Linked DNA regions of Homo sapiens: region 1 is linked to region 2. Evidence: read pairs that join two places in POLR2A ChIA-PET (ENCODE). Cell type or tissue: PC-9. All regions are shown on one strand.

Region 1 (5,000 bases), 56 kb after region 2:
GATCTTTATGAGCTGTATCTTGTGCTGACTTCCTATCTCATCCCGTAACTAAGAGTACCTAACCTCCTGCAAATGCAGCCCAGTAGGTCTTGGCCTTATTTTACCCAGCCCCTATTCAAGATAGAGTTGCTCTGGTCCAAACGCCTCTGACACAAGGATTTTAAAGTCTTATTAATTAAGGTAAGATAGTTCCTTGCATATGTGGTCTGAAATCACAGAAAGCTGAATTTGAAAAAGGTGCTTGGAGCTGCAGCCAGTAAACAAGTTTTCATGCAGGTGTCAGTATTTAAGGTACATCTCAAAGGATAAGTACAATTGTGTATGTTGGGATGAACAGAGAGAATGGAGCAAGCCAAGACCCAGGTAAAAGAGAGGACCTGAATGCCTTCAGTGAACAATGATAGATAATCTAGACTTTTAAACTGCATACTTCCTGTACATTGTTTTTTCTTGCTTCAGGTTTTTAGAACTCATAGTGACGGGTCTGTTGTTAATCCCAGGTCTAACCGTTACCTTGATTCTGCTGAGAATCTGATTTACTGAAAATGTTTTTCTTGTGCTTATAGAATGACAATAGAGAACGGCAGGAGCACAACGACAGACGGAGCCTTGGCCACCCTGAGCCATTATCTAATGGACGACCCCAGGGTAACTCCCGGCAGGTGGTGGAGCAAGATGAGGAAGAAGATGAGGAGCTGACATTGAAATATGGCGCCAAGCATGTGATCATGCTCTTTGTCCCTGTGACTCTCTGCATGGTGGTGGTCGTGGCTACCATTAAGTCAGTCAGCTTTTATACCCGGAAGGATGGGCAGCTGTACGTATGAGTTTTGTTTTATTATTCTCAAAGCCAGTGTGGCTTTTCTTTACAGCATGTCATCATCACCTTGAAGGCCTCTGCATTGAAGGGGCATGACTTAGCTGGAGAGCCCATCCTCTGTGATGGTCAGGAGCAGTTGAGAGAGCGAGGGGTTATTACTTCATGTTTTAAGTGGAGAAAAGGAACACTGCAGAAGTATGTTTCCTGTATGGTATTACTGGATAGGGCTGAAGTTATGCTGAATTGAACACATAAATTCTTTTCCACCTCAGGGCCATTGGGCGCCCATTGCTCTTCTGCCTAGAATATTCTTTCCTTTTCTAACTTTGGTGGATTAAATTCCTGTCATCCCCCTCCTCTTGGTGTTATATATAAAGTTTTGGTGCCGCAAAAGAAGTAGCACTCGAATATAAAATTTTCCTTTTAATTCTCAGCAAGGCAAGTTACTTCTATATAGAAGGGTGCACCCTTACAGATGGAACAATGGCAAGCGCACATTTGGACAAGGGAGGGGAAAGGGTTCTTATCCCTGACACACGTGGTCCCTGCTGCTGTGTTCTTCCCCTACTGACTAGGGTTAGACTGCACAGGCTAAACTAATTCCAATTGGCTAATTTAAAGAGAATGATGGGGTGAGTGCTTTGGCAGGAGTCAGGGAAGAGCAGGTAGCAGGTAACTGGAATGAGGGTGGAGCAGGTAATGGAAAAACATTGCTTTACGAGGAAGTTAAGTTTAAAAGTAGAAGGCAAAGAATTGAACATACTGGCGTATTAATTCTTTGAAATTTAGAACTCACATCTAACATTGGCTTAAATGTTAAATCCTCAAAGATAACATTCCTGTTTCTCCTAACACGATTAAGTCCTTCTTGGTATCTTTTCTCATAGCAACTTGTCCTTTCTCACTTGTCACAATTTGCAAATATATATTTATTTACATTGTTTATTTAATGCCTAATTTCCTTCTTTATTGCAAGGCCTGTGAGGGTACTGAGTCTCCAGGGTGAGGTGTATAATAAATGGCCAAACGAATTGTTAATTGAAAGGATGAACAACTAATTCAAGCCAGCACTCTCTAGACTCCTGGGGGGCTATCATGTGGGTTCCCTGGTGCTGCTGATGTCAGCCCTTGGCCTCCAAGAAAAATGCTTGATTCAAATGTCATCTAGTTCCATCTCTACGACTCTCATGGGGTCCAAAGAAGAGTTTTAATTGAGTTTTAGAATTTGAAGTTGTGAAGTGTCTGAAAAACTACATGGTGTTCTGAAAGCCAAACTTTTAGCCTTTTGGGAGAGCATCTAAGACAGCAGGTGAAGGGCAGGGGTTAGAACTAGAGGGATTGAAGAATATTATCCATATAGGTTAGGGTTAGGTTTGGCAACGTATTATAGAACAAACATTGGCAAGCTACAGCCACAGGCCAGATCTGTCTGCTACCTTTCCACAAAGGTGTAATAACAAAGTTATTCACAAATTTGTGAATAAACTTTCATTGGAAAGTGACCACGCTCCTTGGTTTATACATTGTCTGTGGCTGCTTTCACACTACAGTAGCACAGTTGAGTGTTTGCACTGGAGACCATATGACCCATAGAGCTTAAAATATTCAGTCTGGCTTTTTACAGAGATGTTTCTGACTTTGTTAATAGAAAATCAAAACAACTGGTTTAAATAATGCACATACTTTCTCTCTCATAGAGTAGTGCAGAGGTAGGCAGTCCAGATTAGTACGGTGGCTTCACGTTCATCAAGGACTCAATCTCCTTCTTTCTTCTTTAGCTTCTAACCTCTAGCTTACTTCAGGGTCCAGGCTGGAGCCCTAGCCTTCATTCTGACAGTAGGAAGGAGTAGGGGAGAAAAGAACATAGGACATGTCAGCAGAATTCTCTCCTTAGAAGTTCCATACACAACACATCTCCCTAGAAGTCATTGCCCTTACTTGTTCTCATAGCCATCCTAAATATAAGGGAGTCAGAAGTAAAGTCTTTTTGGCTGGGAATATTGGCACCTGGAATAAAAATGTTTTTCTGTGAATGAGAAACAAGGGGAAGATGGATATGTGACATTATCTTAAGACAACTCCAGTTGCAATTACTCTGCAGATGAGAGGCACTAATTATAAGCCATATTACCTTTCTTCTGACAACCACTTGTCAGCCCACGTGGTTTCTGTGGCAGAATCTGGTTCTATAACAAGTTCCTAATAAGCTGTAGCCAAAAAAATTTGATGAGGTATTATAATTATTTCAATATAAAGCACCCACTAGATGGAGCCAGTGTCTGCTTCACATGTTAAGTCCTTCTTTCCATATGTTAGACATTTTCTTTGAAGCAATTTTAGAGTGTAGCTGTTTTTCTCAGGTTAAAAATTCTTAGCTAGATTGGTGAGTTGGGGAAAAGTGACTTATAAGATACGAATTGAATTAAGAAAAAGAAAATTCTGTGTTGGAGGTGGTAATGTGGTTGGTGATCTCCATTAACACTGACCTAGGGCTTTTGTGTTTGTTTTATTGTAGAATCTATACCCCATTCACAGAAGATACCGAGACTGTGGGCCAGAGAGCCCTGCACTCAATTCTGAATGCTGCCATCATGATCAGTGTCATTGTTGTCATGACTATCCTCCTGGTGGTTCTGTATAAATACAGGTGCTATAAGGTGAGCATGAGACACAGATCTTTGCTTTCCACCCTGTTCTTCTTATGGTTGGGTATTCTTGTCACAGTAACTTAACTGATCTAGGAAAGAAAAAATGTTTTGTCTTCTAGAGATAAGTTAATTTTTAGTTTTCTTCCTCCTCACTGTGGAACATTCAAAAAATACAAAAAGGAAGCCAGGTGCATGTGTAATGCCAGGCTCAGAGGCTGAGGCAGGAGGATCACTTGGGCCCAGGAGTTCACAAGCAGCTTGGGCAACGTAGCAAGACCCTGCCTCTATTAAAGAAAACAAAAAACAAATATTGGAAGTATTTTATATGCATGGAATCTATATGTCATGAAAAAATTAGTGTAAAATATATATATTATGATTAGTTATCAAGATTTAGTGATAATTTATGTTATTTTGGATTTCAATGCCTTTTTAGGCCATTGTCTCAAAAAATAAAAGCAGAAAACAAAAAAAGTTGTAACTGAAAAATAAACATTTCCATATAATAGCACAATCTAAGTGGGTTTTTGTTTGTTTGTTTGTTTGTTGAAGCAGGGCCTTGCCCTGTCACCCAGGCTGGAGTGAAGTGCAGTGGCACGATTTTGGCTCACTGCAGACTCAACCCACCAGTTTCAAGCGATTCTCCTGCCTCTGCCTCCCAAATAGCTGGGATTACAGGTGTGTGCCACCACACTCGGCTAATTTTTGTATTTTTAGTAGAGACAGGGTTTCACCATGTTGACCACACTGGTCTCGAACTCCTGGCCTCAAGTGATCTGCCCACCTTGGTCTCCCAAAGTGCTGGGATTACAGGCATGAGCCACTGCGCCCGGCCCTAAGTGGTTTTAATATTTTGATTGACAGTATACTGAAGAAATATACTCTAAGACCTTTATGAATCTCCTCATTCACAAATAACACTGTAGGATATAATGGTCCCTATAAAATACGGTATAACTAAAATCAGATTTTTATATTGGAGTACAGAACAATAAAGCCATCTTCAGATGCTGGTATTAAACTCACTGGTGACTGGTCACACCTTGCCTAAACTGGTAGCCACCATGCATCCTCTCACCATCTCCACTGTACTACTTCCTTCCTTGGGAAGTCGGGCGCTGGGAGGTTGTACAGGAAAGATACAGACCCACCCTTCTCAGCCTCTCCTCCCCTAGCTCGCTCTTTTGCCAAAGTGACCTACTGCTGAGTTTCAAAGTGACCTACTGCTGAGTTTCAGCCAACTAGCACGTTTCAGATTCATACCTTAGAAAAAATTACACATTATCACAAGTCATGCACCTTTTAAGGTCATTTTCAAATAATAGAAATTATAAGTGTTCGGCCAGGCATGGTGGCTCATGCCTGTAATCCCAGCACTTTGGGAGGCCAAGGCAGGAGGATTGCTTGAGGTCAGGAGTTTTTTTTGTTTTTTTGTTTTTTTCCCCGAGACGAAGTCTCGCTCTTGTCCCGCAGGCTGGAGTGTGACAGCGCGATCTTGGCTCACTGCAAGCTGTGCCTCCTGGGTTCAAGCG
Region 2 (5,000 bases):
TGTAATTATTGTGGCATTAAAACTTGTGTGAGATTTGACTTAAAATTAGACTACAGACCACTATGGAGATTAATATTCCAGGTTTTGGTGCCTCTTTCGTTGAAGAATGATATTCTGAAAATTAAAACATTTATAGAATGGTTCCTTAGCCGCAAGAAGTTCCTGTATGAATTTGAGGATTCATACCTTAAAATTTCTTGACTGTATTGTTAATTTTTTATTTATTTTTAATGTGACAATTATTTTTCTCTTTTAGGTTATGGCTCATAGTTCACCCCAGAGCATTTTAGATGATGTTGCCATGGTAAGTTAGAAATTCACTATTTTTATTTCTTTTAATTTAAAAAAAGTTTTTGGTTTTTTTTGTCTTAAAATATAGATGGGGTCTCACCACGTTGCCCAGGGTAGTCTTAAATTCCTAGGCTTAAGTGATCCTCCTGCCTCAGCCTCCCAAAGTGTTGAGATTACAGGCATCAGCCACCACACCTGGCCAGAAATGCACTATTATTAATATTTTAATTAACATCTATATAAACTCACTTTTGAATTTGATTCACTTCCTGCCTGTCTTTGTTCCAGAATCTTTTTTAGGCCTGAATTAAAACTTGAGTAATCCCAGTACTTGGGAGGCTGAGGCGGGTGGATCACAAGGTCAAGAGATCGAGACCATCCTGGCCAGCATGGTGAAACCCCGTCTCTATGAAAAATACAAAAATTAGCTGTGCGTGGTGGCGTGTGCCTATAGTCCCAGCTACTCGGGGAGTCTGAGGCAGGAGAATCACTTGAACCTGTGAGGTGGAGGTTGCAGTGAGCCGAGATCATGCCATTGCACTCCAGCCTGGTGACAGAGTGAGACCCCATCTCTAAATAAATAAATAAGGCTTCATTCTTTTCCACCAGTTCCATTCATGTTTTCCCTATGCCCAGCACAATGTGCTAGAAGCATAAAAGTAGAACAAATGACCTGTAGTAGCAGAGAGATAGGTATACAGGTACTGGAACCTTGATGTACTTGTTTGAATTAGATATGTAGAAAGGATAATGGAGGTAGAGGAGATAGAACATCTGATGGCATTGATAGCAGTTAGGTTAAGCATCACAAGGATTACTACAGGAACTGATACGTGTGTGTGTGTGTGTGTGTGTGTGTGTGTGTGTGTTTTAAGTCGGATACATGTGCAGGTTTGTTACATAGGTAAACTTGTGTCATGGGGGTTTGTTGAACAGATTATTTCATCACCCAGGTGTTAAGCCTAGTACTCATTAGTTATTTTTCCTGATCCTCTCCCTCCTCCCACCCTCTGCCCTACGATAGGCCCCATTGTGTGTTGTTCCCCTCTCTTCGTTCATGTTTTTTCATCATTTAGCTCCCGCTTATAAGTGAAAACATACTGTATTTGGTTTTCTGTTCCTGTGTTAGTTTGCTAAGGATAGTGGCCTCCAGCTCCATCCATGTCCCTGTAAAGGACACTATTTCGTTTTTTATGGCCACAAGATTGTACATATGTGCTGCTTTTTGGACAGGTATCCAAACACCTGTTGTATTGACAGTAAACATCAAATCCCCGTTGCATTTAATTTGGGATTACAGTCAGTGGTAGCATGTAGTTAACACTGTGATTTTGTGAGACAAGGAAAGGAGAAGAAAATTGATGGTAAAGGTTGAGCAAGAGATTGAACTATGATCTCCAAGTTAGGAAGAGAAGAAAATAGTATCTGAATAGAGCTGGTGGTTTGAATGAATTAAGGACTAGTGGTTCCAGTGAAGTTGTGGAAGGCGAATTGTAATAAAACAACTGAAAGGAGAGGTTATGGTCAGAGTGTAGAAAGTTCAAGTCTATATGTGATAGGTCAGCCCAGACGATGGCAAGGTGCATAGTATGACTATGGGAAATTCCTGGGTATTGGGAGTCAGATTGGAGAGAAATACTGGAAATAGTTGCCAGAGCACTCATTTAAGTGGGGGGAAAGACTAGATACTTGCCAGATAGCTGCTCTTACAGTGGATAAGGTGGTGAGAGCTCATGAACGTCCATGGAGTTGTTTTTTTTTTTACCAAGAAAGAAACAGTGAAGACCCACAAGTCATTCCTGTGGAGATTAAGACATTGAGAGTGAGAGACTGCCTGAGAAGTGCCGGGGCTCTAGGAGATAGAGGAGGGTTTCTGTTAAGAGGAAAAACCTAATTTAGTTGTTGATGTGTAGTATAAAATGGAATAGCGGTCCAAAGGGCAGAGCGGGAAGACAGCAATGGGAAGATGAGTAAGGAAGGAAAAATCATCAAGCATGATATGAAATGGTAGATGACTGGGAGTACTTGCACTTGGAACTGCCACCAGAGATGTCAGGGAGGGACATCGTGGGGTTTATAGTCAAAAAGAAGGATTGTGAGGTCTAGCTGCTTTGTGTCCAGGCATTTTATGGTGTCTAAAGCCAGATAACATTCCTTTTCTGCTGCCTAGCTAGCTTGATGCAGCTGTCATTTAGAACACCTGATAAAACATTTGTGAAAACTTCATTGCCTCAGAGGAAAGGAGAAATGTGAATAGATTTCAGTCCTTGGGGCTGAATTCTGAACTTTCCTGAAGCTTCCAGCCCCGTTTTTCTTGGAGTAGAGGGTGTCGTAGTTAGGCCTGAGTGAAGACATTTTTTAAATAAAACTGTGTTCTAGCGTTTGGCCTCAGCAGAGTTCCTATCATACATAGTAAAGATTTCATGTCAGTGTTAATTTTAGATTTTTTGATCTGTTGTAATATATTGATATTTGAAGTGTATTTAGACCACTGTTTATGATTTTGTGGCTCGTTGATTAGAATGAGAGGAAACCAGTTGAGCTAGTGTTGTCAAACAGCTCTGCTAAAAAGCTCATGGGGCCTTGTAAATATTTCTTGAATAAATGAGGAGACTGAATTTTTAGCCTGAGTACTGTTTCACTCTTAACAAAAGTCTGACTTCTTTATATTATACCTTTTTCATTTTATGTAAATTAAATGAAGTTTGGTTGCATTTTGTGCCTACATCTCTCTGAAGTGTGACTCAGATGTGAATTAGTGTTACAACAGAGTTCTTCAACTAAAGTCAAATCTGGCTCATAGAAATCTGATCAAAAGTTCTTTAATTAATTATTGCTATCATTGAGAAAGTGACAGAAATTTCTTTCTTTTAATTTCTTTCTTCTTTTCTTTTTTTTTTTTTTTTTTTTTTTTTTTTTTTTTTGAGACAGAGTCTTGCTCTGTTTCCCAGGCTATATGGAGTGACAGTGGCGCGATCTTGGCTCACTGTAACCTCCACTTCTTGGGTTCAAGCAATTCTCCTGCTTCAGCCTCCCAAGTAGTTGGGATTACAGGTGCCCACCCGCACGCCTGGCTAATTTTTGTATTTTTAGTATTGACGGGTTTCACCATGTTGGCCCGGCTGGTCTCAAACTCCTGACCTCAGGTGATCTGCCTACCTAGGCCTCCCAAAGTGCTGGGATTACAGGCGTGAGCCACTGTGCCCAGTCTCTTCCCAGGTATTTATTAAGCACTTGTTATATACCAGTCAGTTGTCAGAGCACTTAACTACATACCAACTCTTTTAATTCCCACTTAGTACCTACTGCTATGGTGTGTAGCTACATCGCCTCCACTTTAGAGGTGAGGGAACTGAGGCTCAGGTTAAGTAACCCAACCAAGGACCTATCGCTAGTAAGAGGCAGCAGTGCAATTTGAACCTATGTAGCCTGACTAGAGAATTTGAACCAATGTAGTCTGACTAGAGATTGAGTACTCTAAATTCCTACCCCAAACTTCCTCTATGAAGACCTGGCAACACTAGACCACATTTCTGGAGCACAGTCATAGCTGCCCCCTTCAGAAGGGAGCAGAGTAGGCCATTTCACCTCATAGCAGCCATAATGTAGAGGGGCAGATGTGTGTATGGGATGATGGCAGGAATAGTGATGGGGACACAAGGACCCTATAACTCATAAGTAGAGAGGAAGACAATTTCCTCATCCACCACTGGAAGAAGACTTGTTACTCAGTAGTCATGTGTGCCCCGTGATGATTGTATTTGCTTATTGTGTTTACTGTATTCTGGACACTGTACTAAATACTTATATTCTCATTTAATGTTCACTTTAGTGTCACATACACAATAAATGCTAGTTAAGATGGTACGGTTGGGCTGTGCACAGCAGCTCAAACCTGTAATCCCAGCACTTTGGAAGGCCAAGGTGCGCAGATTGCTTGAGCCCAGGAGTTTGAGACCAGCCTGGGCAACATAGTGAGACCCTGTCTCTACTAAAAAGCACAAAAATGTAGCCAGGAGTAGTGGTGCACACCTGTAGTCCTAGCTACTGGTGAGGCTGATGTGGGAGTATCACTTGAGCCTGGGAGGTCAAGGCTGTAGTGCACCATGATCATGCCACTGTACTCCAGGCTGGGTGACAAGAGAGATCCTGTCTCCAGAAAAAAAAAAAAAAAGTTTGTGAGGTTGTGTTTTTGGAGATAAATGAAATTCTGTATTGTTATTATGTAATTGTATATTATTTAGTTCTTCTTAAATTACTGTGTTCTTTATGAAAAGCGTATGGTTTCCTTGGGAAGTAGTTTTGTCAGACATGTATAATTGCAGTATCTGTAAAGGTAAAATAAAAGAATAAAAGGTGGATCACAAAAATATGGTACTCTTTGTGTTTAGTAAGCCATGGAATTTTGAATGATTTTTTTTTGTTGTCGTTGTTAATTTACATTTACTATTTATTTATTTATTTAGAGACGGAGTTTTGCTCTTGTTGACCAGGCTGGAGTGCAGTGGCATGATCTTGGCTCACTGCAACCTCCGCCTCCCAGGTTCAAGCGATTCTCCTACCTCAGCCTCCCGAGTAGCTGGGATTACAGGTGCCGGCCACCATGCCCAGCTAATTTTTGTATTTTTAGTAGAGATGGGGTTTCGTCATGTTGGCCAGGCTGGTCTTGAACTCTTGACCTCTGGTGATCCACCTGCCTCAGCCTCCCA

The links. Peaks named below come from ENCODE experiments on the same cell type or tissue, not always from the same donor. Only the 100,000 strongest peaks of a DNase experiment are listed, where the experiment ranks them.
Region 1: POLR2A ChIA-PET joins it to region 2 with 10 read pairs; 3 of 35 experiments call an interaction of 5 or more read pairs at or near these places.

The regions. Positions count from the first base shown.
Region 1 is chr14:73,170,231-73,175,230 of GRCh38, forward strand. PSEN1 (presenilin 1) reads left to right here. Exons shown (of 12, transcript NM_000021.4): 4 at 567-817; 5 at 3,336-3,477. Among named protein-coding and RNA genes, the nearest start is that of PSEN1, 36 kb to the left of the region's middle. RefSeq lists enhancers at 1-23, 296-874. In PC-9, a CTCF peak has its summit at 3,087 (motif pointing right); no DNase peak of the experiment used is centred here.
Region 2 is chr14:73,114,030-73,119,029 of GRCh38, forward strand. RBM25 (RNA binding motif protein 25) reads left to right here. Exons shown (of 19, transcript NM_021239.3): 18 at 257-304. Among named protein-coding and RNA genes, the nearest start is that of PSEN1, 20 kb to the right of the region's middle. In PC-9, no CTCF peak of the experiment used is centred here; no DNase peak of the experiment used is centred here; H3K27ac peaks cover 545 bases.